Regions from separate parts of the Homo sapiens genome. Here region 1 is linked to region 2. Evidence: read pairs that join two places in POLR2A ChIA-PET (ENCODE). Cell type or tissue: Caco-2. All regions are shown on one strand. Links, peaks and the distances in the headings refer to the core of each region. The heading gives the core; the rest is flanking DNA. Region 1 has its middle 43 kb from the start of LINC02073. Region 2 has its middle 17 kb from the start of LINC02073.

Region 1 (5,383 bases), core at 219-5,218, 60 kb before region 2:
CAAATTTCTGACTCAGGGAAAACCTAGTTAAAGAGATCACCAGGCAGACCACTCACTTTACAAATGGGGAAACTGAGGCCAGAGAGGAGAAGGCCAGAGACCAAAGTCACCCAGCCAGTTAATAGCAGAGATGGAATCTGAACTTTGGTTTTAACTTTGGTGTTTTTATCTTTACACCATGAAGCTGTCTACATTTTTATAACATCCCTCCTTTTTCATAATTTGGTAAATGTTTTGACAATTATTTCTTCATCTCTTTATTTCTGAAGAGCAAGAACATAATTTTTACTGATATCCAGATGGCCTTCTCTCTGCCATCATTCTTGATCATGGCAGCTCTGTGCAGAGAATAGATAAAGAACTTCAGGAAACACAGTTTGAAGGCAAGAAGTGATCTTCACTGCAGGACTTCACAGAGCCTTTACCTGGTTAGTACACACTGTGTCTCTTCATGGAGACGTTATGGTCAGTGTCCTGGTCAGATCAGCTGCATAAGGTGGTACCACACACTGAGTGGCTTGAGAAATGGGAATTTATTTTCTCACAGTTCTGGAGGCTGAAAGTCTGAGATCAAGGTGTTGGCAGGTTTGGTTTCTCCCAAGGTAATTGCTCCTTAGCTTGCAGATGGCCCTCTTCTCGCTGTGTCCTCACATGATCTTTTCTCTGCATGTACACCTCCTGAATCTCCCAGTCAGATCCCTAAAGGGCTCCTTTTAACTTAATCACCTCTTTAAGGCCTTATTTACAAATACAGTCACACTCTGAGATACTGGGAGTTAGGACATCAATGAATGAATTTAGGAGGGGCACAATTGAGCCCATAACGGGGTTTCCCCATCTTAGTGGATGGTGGAATCCTTTGCCGTGTTGAGGAATTTGTATTTTAGGAAACAGTCTTTGTGGAAAGGTGTTCCAGGGAAGCAAAATAAACAGGCCACAGCTGTGAAGGGCCATGGAGCTGCAGTGATGTCCATGGACTGGTATGAGTGATGTCATGACAGAAATCAGGAGCGTGTGATAGAACGGAGTCTCTGTCTGTCAGTTTCTCTCTCACCGCTATTTCTTTCTGCTGGATTTCATTAAGTTTCATTCCCTTTTCCTTCAGGGGAGCGTTCTCCATGACCCCCAAAGCAAGAGAGTATTCCCTGTCAGCTCCAGTGTAAAAAGACTGTAATGGCCTCAGCTTGGGTCACGTTTGTTGAGGGATATTTGGTTCTTTTATTGGCCCCAGGTTGGGTATAATCCAGGAATGGGAATGAAAGGGCATGGGATGAATAAAGATAACATCCACCGCAGAGAAGATAGAAAATGCCTTTTCATTGCAGCGAGACCAAAGGAGGGACACAGCAGTCCAATCCCAGGGGATGCAGAGCAGATGGAGAAGAAAAGGGTCTTCTAGCATTTATGTTGTGTCAGCCAAGATTTGTCCTGTGTTTTTAATGTAATGGTCAGTTAGGTGTGGCCACGAGAGGAGACACAGGAGAGCCTCAGGAAAACAAAGCTGACTGTACTCTCAGGTCCTAGAAAGGGGAGGCACAGCCTATGGGCTAGTTTAAATAATTTTAGTGGACTACAAGCTTAAGGGTGGAGTTGCTAAGAATGAACTTTGTGTGTGTGCACCAATGGCCCTCAGTTGCCTGGTACCAGTTCTGGGATGATGAAGGCAGAGGAATATTGTCTCCTGGGGATCACAAGCCAGATAGAAGAGGTGCGGCTCTATATTGATTGGTTTGCGTATCTAAGGCACATCCTGGCTGATCCCTTTGCTCTCTGTAAGAATTGGCTAGCTCAGGGAGGGGCAGTCTCTTCCCACTTAGAAATGTTATTAAGATATCTAAACATGGCTGGACATGGTGGCTCATGCCTATAATCCCAGCGCTTTGGATGGCCAAGGCAGACAGATCATTTGAAGTCAGGAGTCGAGACCAGTCTGGCCAACATGGTGAAACCCCATCTCTACTAAAAATATAAAAATTAGCTGGTCGTGGTGGCAGGCACCTGTAATCCCAGCTACTTGGAAGGCTGAGGCTAGAGAATCTCTTGAACCCGGGAGGTGGAGGTTGCAGTGAGCTGAGATTGCACCACTGTGCTCCAACCTGGGTGACAGAGCAAGACTCTGACACACACACACACACACACACACCCCAAAACATCATAACATACAGAAAAAAAAAAGACAATACAAGATTCAATCAGAGAAACGGAACCCTGGGAGATATACACATAGTTACGAGTTTACTCTGTTCTCAATTGTGCAAGTTGGTTAAACAGTCTCTATTAGGCTTTTGTCTTATGCTGAAGCTTGAAGTTCTCGGGGCAGGCAGTCAGGAAGGGAGGATGGATTTCAAGTGGGGGAGAGTAAAGACAAGCTGGAACCCATGAGCATGAGTGAGAACCCACGAGGACAGACTAGAACCTGCAGCATTCTCACTGTCTCCAGCCTGGATGATGTGATCATACTGTGGTGGAGGTAGGAGTCCTTCATCACAGAGCTAAATGCACGCCTGGCCCACGAGTCAGAGAGGGCTAAGGAGGCTCCAGGGGAAAGTGGGACAGTTGCAGACCTGACGCTGCCCCCGTGCCAATGAGGTGAGTCATCAGATAAGTGACAACCTGTGAGCTACAAAAACAGCGATGATTCTGCCCCAACCTGTGGTCAAACCTAATGGGAAGCCACGGGGAAGGAAATTTTGGGAAATCATGTTCAGCCTAGATAAACTGACAGATCACAGAGCCACCTCATTTGTTCAGCTGGAGCATTGGATGGTAGGAGGTGCTAAGAATGAACCGTGTGTGTGTGTGTGTGTGTTTGTGTGTGTGTATTGTGAGTGTGTGTATATCTGGAGCAGGGCAGTGGCTGTGGAGAGAATGGGTAGACAGTGCAGGCAGAAGAGCTGGCAACCACCATCACAAGGTGGAGGGAGCTTGTCCTGAGGCTGACCTGTGGGAGACTCTTGTTCCCTCTGTTCACCCTCCCTGCTGGCCACTGTGAGCTGCCCTTGCCATTGGTTCTGTGGAGTGAAGAGACAGTGGAAAGCAGCATTCTTTACTATTTATTTATTTATTTTTTTACTTTAGACGTTCAAATTCTCCCAAGGGGCTGTGGGCTGGAGGTCCAGAACACTGGGCCGAGGCTGGAGACACTCAAAGACGTTGAGGTACACCGTTTGGGGAAAGGAAGATGACACGTGGACACTCACCAGTGTACAGCCATTTTTCAGGGTAAGGCCAGTCAAGAATCAGCATTTTCAAACACATTTTATCAGCAGCAGTGGTTGTTTTGTGGTTGGTGTATTTGGCCGTAGTCAATTTGGGCACACAGTCTTGAGTTTAAGGGTAAGAGCAAGCCAGTAAGAGGGAAAATAAAGAAGACTACAGATTTCTGGGTATCAGGTCAAAAACATTTTAGGTGCCAAAGCGTGGCTCGTGATGGAGTATTTGCGGCTGAGCTGGGGAGCGCAACAGTATTTTCATCTTTAGGAATTCTGAAGGAATTCCTGCCTTAAGAATTTTCCTGGACACTGTTATACTCAATAGTTCCTGATTTAGAGAACATCGATGGCTGTCTTTCTTTGTGTCTGAGAGTAGAGGGCCTCCACCATTCATCATAGCATACAGAAAAAAAAAAAGACAATACTAGGTTCAATCAGAGAAACGGAACCCTGGGAGATATACACACAGTTACAAGTTTACTCTGTTCTCAATTGTGCAAGTTGGTTAAACAGTCTCTATTAGGCTTTTGTCTTATGCTGAAGCTTGATGTTCTCCAGGTAGGCAGTCAGGAAGGGAGGATGGATTTCAAGTGGGGGAGAGTAAAGATAAGCTGGAACTCATGAGCATGAGTGAGAATCCACAAGGACAGACCAGAGAGATGATTTTCTGAGAGATGATTATGTCTCAGGTTCTATTCTGTGTGAGATCCTGGGATATAGTCCTGAACCTTGGGGGGCTCATGGGCACAGGTTTTGAGTGTGGGGAGGAGGTAGAATCAGCTGGGAAGACAACATATTAAGTTACAGCATGATAAAAGGTGCATAGGGTCAGGTGTGACAAAGCCTAGTGGTTTTGGTCAATGGGGTGTAGATTATTAGCTTCCCTCCTGCTTCCGTGGTCCTTTTCAGACCATTACTCATCCGTCCTCACAAAAAACCCTTTCTCTTCTGAGGTTATCCTCATTCGGCCAATAAAACCAATAGGCTTTAAAGAGAAGGTGTCAATTTGTCTGAGCTCAAAGGATGGGAAGTTCTTCCAGCTGAAAAAGATGAGGGGAGAGGCTAAAGAAGGGTATTAGAAGCAGAGCAAAGAGTAGATCCAATATATCTTTCTCATTTTTTTTTTTTTTTTGAGATGGAGTCTTGCTTTGTTGCCCAGGCTGGAGTGCAGTGGTGCAGTCTCGGCTCACCACAACCTCCGCCTCCTAGGCTCAAGTAATTATCCTGCCTCAGCCTCCTGAGCAGCTGGGACTAGAGGCATGTGCCACTATGCCTGGCTGATTTTTGTATTTTTAGTAGAGACGGGGTTTCACTATGTTGGCCAGGCTGGTTTCGAACTCCTGAACTTGCGATCCGCCCTCTCATTTTAGGCTTCTGGGCACGGCTTTCAGTCTCCCTCAGTTTCCAGTGAGATTACCCTCCTGGCTCCAGAACAGTGCCTTGTTGCCCATCACGTGGGAGAATCTACTATTCTCAGTGTTTTCAATCTACCTTCTAGAGTTAATTCTCCTAGTAACTCTGTTTCTAGGAAATCTCGTCCTTGAAAGCAACAGAGAAAGAAATCAATGAACTGCAAGGCGCCCATTTAGCATTGAGACTGATTTAAAGTAGGAAAGGTACAAAGATAAATGTCTGTGTGCAAATTGGGGTTCTTTTCTACAATTATGTTTGCATAAGTGGCTCATGGCCAAAGATTTCCCCTCGTAGAAGGTTGAGTTTTTTTTTCTTTACCAAGCCCAGAAGTTTAATTGACATGTAGTTTGTAGGCTCACTAAATAATTCAATCCATTTGCCAAACTAGACCTTAAATTAAAAACAAAACAAAACATGGTTTCATACTTTTCCAGCTTTATGGTTGTTGATCATCCATAATTTCAGAAACACTGATATGGTATGCAAAGGAAGAAGCCTTTGATTAGATTTAAACAGACATCTTGAATAGAGCCTGAAATGGGGAAAGAAAGCTGCACTGCCCTTTGATTCTGCAAAAATAAAACCAATTTGCCTTAAAAAAAACTTGTCTCAATTTTTTTCTTTCTTCATATTTGCAAGTTAAATAGGATTAAATCCCAATCAGCCATTCATTATACACTTGCTAAATATGTAGACTTAGACTTGGTTAAGAGTCCAAGTTGAATGTCAGGTGCTTTGATTTACAGGAAACTTCTGGA
Region 2 (5,383 bases), core at 64-5,063:
GTGTTTAGAGGGAAATTTACAGCACTTAATGCCCACAGGAGAAAGTGGGAAAGATCTAAAATCAACACCCTAACATCACAATTAAAAGAACCAGAGAAGCAAGAGCAAACAAATTCAAATGCTAGCAGAAGACAAGAAGTAACTAAGATTAAAGCAGAACTGAAGGAGATAGAGACATGAAATCCTTTCCAAAAATCAATGAATCCACGTTCTGGTTTTTGAAAGTTTAACAAAATAGACCACTAGCCAGACTAATAAAGAAGAAAAGAGAAGAATCAAATAGACACAATAAAAGATGATAAAGGGGATATCACCACTGATCCCACAGAAATACAAACTAACATCAGAGAATACTATAAACACCTCTATGCAAATAAACTAGAAAACCTAGAAGAAATGGATAAATTCCTGGACACATACACCCTCCCAAGACTAAACCAGGAAGAAGTTGTATCCCTTAATAGACCAATAACAAATTCTGAAATTGAGGCAGTAATTAATAGCCTATCAACCAAGAAAAGCCCAGGAACAGAAGGATTCACAGACGAATTCTACCAGAGGTACAAAGAGAAGGTGGTACCATTCCTTCTGAAACTATTCCAATCAATAGAAAAAAGGTACTTCTCCCTAACTAATTTTATGAGGCCAGCATCATCCTGATACCAAAATCTGGCAGAAACACAAAAACAACAACAACAACAACAAAAAAGAAAATTTCAGGCCAATATCCCTGATGAATACCGATGCAAAAATCCTCAATAAAATACTGGCAAACTGAATCCAGCAGCACATCAAAAAGCTTATGCACTATGATCAAGTTGGCTTCATCTCTGAGATGCAAGGCTGGTTCAACACATGCAAATCAATAAACGTAATCCATTACATAAACAGAACTAATGACAAAAACCACATGATTATCTCAACAGATGCAGAAAAGGCCTTTGACAAAATTCAACACTGCTTCATGCTAAAAACTCTCAATAAACTAGGTATTGATGGAATGTTTCTTAAAATAATAAGAGCTATTTATTGACAAACCCACAGCCAATATCATACTGAATGGGCAAAAGCTGGAAGCATTCCCTTTGAAAACTGGCACAAGACAGGGATGCCTTCTCTTACCACTCCTATTCAACATAGTTATTGGAAGTTCTGGCCAGGGCAATCAGGCAAGAGAAAGAAATAAAGAGTATTCAAATAGGAAGAGAGGAAGTCAAATCATCTCTGTTTGCAGATGACATGATTGTATATTTAGAAAACCCCATTGTCTCAGCCCAAAATCTCCTTAAGCTGATCAGCAACTTCAGCAAAGTCTCAGGAAACAAAATCAATGTGCAAAATCACAAGCATCCTATAAACCAAGAACAGACAGAGTCAAATCATGAGTGAACTCCCATTCACAATTGCTACAAAGAGAATAAAATACCTAGGAATACAACTTACAAAGGATGTGAATGACCTCTTCAATGAGAACTACAAACCACTGCTCAAGGAAATAAGAGCAGGCACAAACACACTGAAAAACATTCCATGCTCATGGATAGGAAGAATCAATATTGTGAAAATGGCCATACTGCCCAAAGTAATTTATAGATTCAATGCTATTCCCATCAAGCTACCATTGACTTTCTTCACAGAATTAGAAAAAACTACTTTAAATTTCATATGGAACCAAAAAAGAGCCTGTATAGCCAAGACAATCCTAAACAAAAAGAATAAAGCTAGAGGCATCAAGCTACCTGACTTCAAACTATACTACAAGGCTACAGTAACCAAAACAGCCTGGTACTGGTACCAAAACAGATATAGACTAATGGAACAGAACAGAGGCCTCAAAAATAACACCACACATCTACACCCATCTGATCTTTGACAAACCTGACAAAAACAAGCAATGAGGAAAGGAGTCCCTATCTAATAAATGGTGTTGGGAAAACTGGCTAGCCATATGCAGAAAACTGAAACTGTACCCCCTTCCTTATATCTTATACAAAAATTAAGATGGATTAAAGATTTAAAGATAAGACTTAAAACTATAAAAACCCTAGAAGAAAACCTAGGCAGTACCATTCAGGACATAGGCATGGGCAAAGACTTCATGACTAAAACACCAAAAGCAATTGCAACAAATGCCAAAATTGACAAACGGGATCTAATTAAACGAAAGAGCTTCTGCACCGCAAAAGAAACTATCATCAGAGTGAACAGGCAACCTACAGAATTGGAGAAAATGTTTGGAATCTACCCATCTAACAAAGGGCTAATATTCAGAATCTACAAGGAAGTTTAACAAATTTACAAGAAAAGACAACCCCATCAAAAAGTGGGTGAAGGATATGAACAGACACTTTTCAAAAGAAGACATTTATGTGACCAAAAAAAATATGAAGAAAAGCTCATCATCACTGGTCATTAGAGAAATGCATATCAAAACCACAATGAGATATCATCTCACACCAGTTAGAATGGCAATCATTCAAAAGTCAGGAAACAACAGATACGGGAGAGGATGTGGAGAAACAGCAATGCTTTTACACTGTTGGTGGGAGTGTCAATTAGTTCAACCATTGTGGAAGGCAGTGTGGCAATTCCTCAAGGATCTAGAACCAGAAATACCATTTGACCCAGTGATCCCATTACTAGGTATATAACCAAAAGATTATAAATCATTCTACTATAAAGATACATGCACACTTATGTTTATTGCAGCACTATTCACAACAGCCAAGACTTGGAACCAACCCAAATGCCCATCAATAATAGACTGGATAAAGAAAATGTGGCACATATACACCATGGAATACTATGCAGCCGTAAAAAAGAATGAGTTCATGTCCTTTGCAGGGATATAGATGAAGCTGGAAACCATCATTCTCAGCAAACTAACACAACAACTATCCCAGATACAGAAAACCAAACACTGCATGTTCTCTCTCATAAGTGGGAGTTGAACAATGAGAACATATGGACACAGGGAGGGGAACATCACACACTGGAGCCTGTCAGGGGGTGTGGGTGAAGGGGAGGGATAGCATTAGGAGAAATACCTAATGTAGATGACGGGTAGATGAGTGCAGCAAACCACCATGGCACATGTATACCTATGCAACAAATCTGCACATTCTGCACATGTATCCCAGAACTTAAGTATAATTAAAAAAAAAAAAAAAAACCACAAGCTGCAGGGCACCAGTTCCCCAAGACCAAAGAAAACCTCAAAAGTTGTATTAGCAATTACCAACAAATATGTATTGATCACCTACTGCATCTGCATACCAGACCAGACACTGCCAACTCTCAGGGCCTGGCATACAGTAGGAGTTCAACCTCTGCAAAGCTAGACTCATGAAGAGGGCAAACCTAAAGTGTAAATTTTCACTGAAATTACCATAAGCAGCAAATGGCCAGGCAGAGTCTATACCTTTGAGGCCTTTTTTTTTTTTTTTTAAGTCAGTCTCTCTTTCTCCTCTCTATCTTTCTTGTACTTGCTTTTGGGCATTTCAAAAAAAAAAAAAAAAACAAACCTTATACAACATTCAAGTATGTTTGAATGCACACAGACACAAAAAAAGGAAAAAAAAGAAAAGTTTAGGAAGTTCACACCTCAAACTGTTTAGCTGCATGTGGGGAATACTACTTGGTGTGAGTTATCAGGAGGTTGAGGGGACTGTTTCCTTTTTTCAGTACATATACTTCAGTATTATTTCAATCAAAAGCACATTAATAAATATATCATTTTATAATTTAAAGACAAAAAGAGATGCAAATGCCCATAATCTCACTGCCCAGATGTAATAACTTTTAACATTTAATATGCATTCTTTCTGATTTTTTCTCTAATTTTAAATTTATTTTTAAATTAACATCTTTCTGACGTTTTTATCCATATGTAAATACATATACATGTATGTGCAAAAAATATCAAAGTATACTGTGGTGTAGCCTGCTTTTAAAGCTTAATGATATATCTTAGACGTCTTTTCATTTTCTCAAAATACGGATATGTAGCATTTTTTTTGAGACAAGTCTTGCTCTGTCACCCAGGCTGGAGGGTGACTGCAAGCCTTGAACTCTTGGACTCAAACGATCCTCCCACCTCAGCCTCCCGAGTAACTGTGACTACAGGTGCATGCCACCGTGCCTGGCTAATTTTTAAAACTTTTTTTTTTAGAGATGGTGGGGGGATCTCACTATATTGCCCAGGCTGGTTTTGAACTCCTGGCCTCAAGCAATCCTCCCACCTTGGCCTCCCAAAGTGCTGGGATTACAGATGTGAGCCACCATACCTGGCCCTATCATCTTTTAATAGCTGCATGATATTCCATTGTATATGTGTCTCATGGTTTATGTAACCGATTCTCTATTAACGGACATTAAGGCTGTTTCTATTTTCTTTGCTACTATAAGCAGCATTGCAATTAGTATCCTTATAGATGCATCTTTTCGCATTTTTTACTTACGTCCATAGAAAACATTCTAAGAGTTGGAATTACTGGATCAAAGGAGAGTTGTGTTAAAAATTTTGATACATAATGTCCTCCAGAAACAACCAATTTCCCCTTCTACCACCAGCTATCAGCGCTCACATATTTTTTGAATGCCTACTGTGTTCTAGACAAATAAGACATTATTTTTGCCCTGAGGGGGTTTACATGCTTGTTAGTTGGTTTGTTAACACATACTCAGACTCCCTATTTATTTAACAAGCTCTTACACAATGCTTAGTACCATGTGCCAGATACTATTCTAAGGAGCTTAAAATATTAAGTCATTTAATCCTCATGACAATCTTATAAGATGGTACTATTATTATTTCCACTTTACAAATGGAGGAGCTAAGCAAAGGAGTTAAGCAACTTGCTCAGGTTCACACAGGTGACAAGTGGTAGAGCTAGTAGTAAAATCTAAGAAATATCCTGGCTCCAGAATTTGTTCTTAATCCTGTGCTGTGGCTCCTCTTGGCACAACAGGTAATGACACTCTCAGCACTGAGATAATAGATTCAGTGACTTGGAAAACCTCCTTTCTATGATGAAAGTGAATAGGGAGATGGGCTTTCAATTGGCCAAGCCCATCCTTTCAGGGCTAGGAGGGAAAGACATGATTTTGTGATTTTCAGCTTGAGCACTTAGGAATCTGCCCTTTCCCTTAACTGAAATGGGTAACCCACAAGGGAGATAGGTTGAGGGTGGGGATGAAAGACAGAGACTTCTGTTTTGGATTTGTTGATTCAAAATGTTGTGAGCTATCCAGATGAAAGGGCCAGACAGCAGAGGGAAATCCATATTTGGTGCTTGGGAGAGGAGACAGGTCCAGAGGAGAGTCCTGAGAGTCACCAGCCTAGGGGAAGACAGTGAGGCCCTGAGAGGGATGTGATCCCACA

What was found. ChIA-PET counts read pairs that join two places held together with the same protein. Peaks named below come from ENCODE experiments on the same cell type or tissue, not always from the same donor. Only the 100,000 strongest peaks of a DNase experiment are listed, where the experiment ranks them.
Region 1: POLR2A ChIA-PET joins it to region 2 with 8 read pairs; 3 of 35 experiments call an interaction of 5 or more read pairs at or near these places.

The regions. Positions count from the first base shown.
Region 1 is chr17:51,389,641-51,395,023 of GRCh38, forward strand. No RefSeq gene overlaps it. Among named protein-coding and RNA genes, the nearest start is that of LINC02073, 43 kb to the right of the region's middle. In Caco-2, for the core only: no CTCF peak of the experiment used is centred there; a DNase peak (open chromatin) is centred at 2,581.
Region 2 is chr17:51,449,995-51,455,377 of GRCh38, forward strand. No RefSeq gene overlaps it. Among named protein-coding and RNA genes, the nearest start is that of LINC02073, 17 kb to the left of the region's middle. In Caco-2, for the core only: no CTCF peak of the experiment used is centred there; no DNase peak of the experiment used is centred there.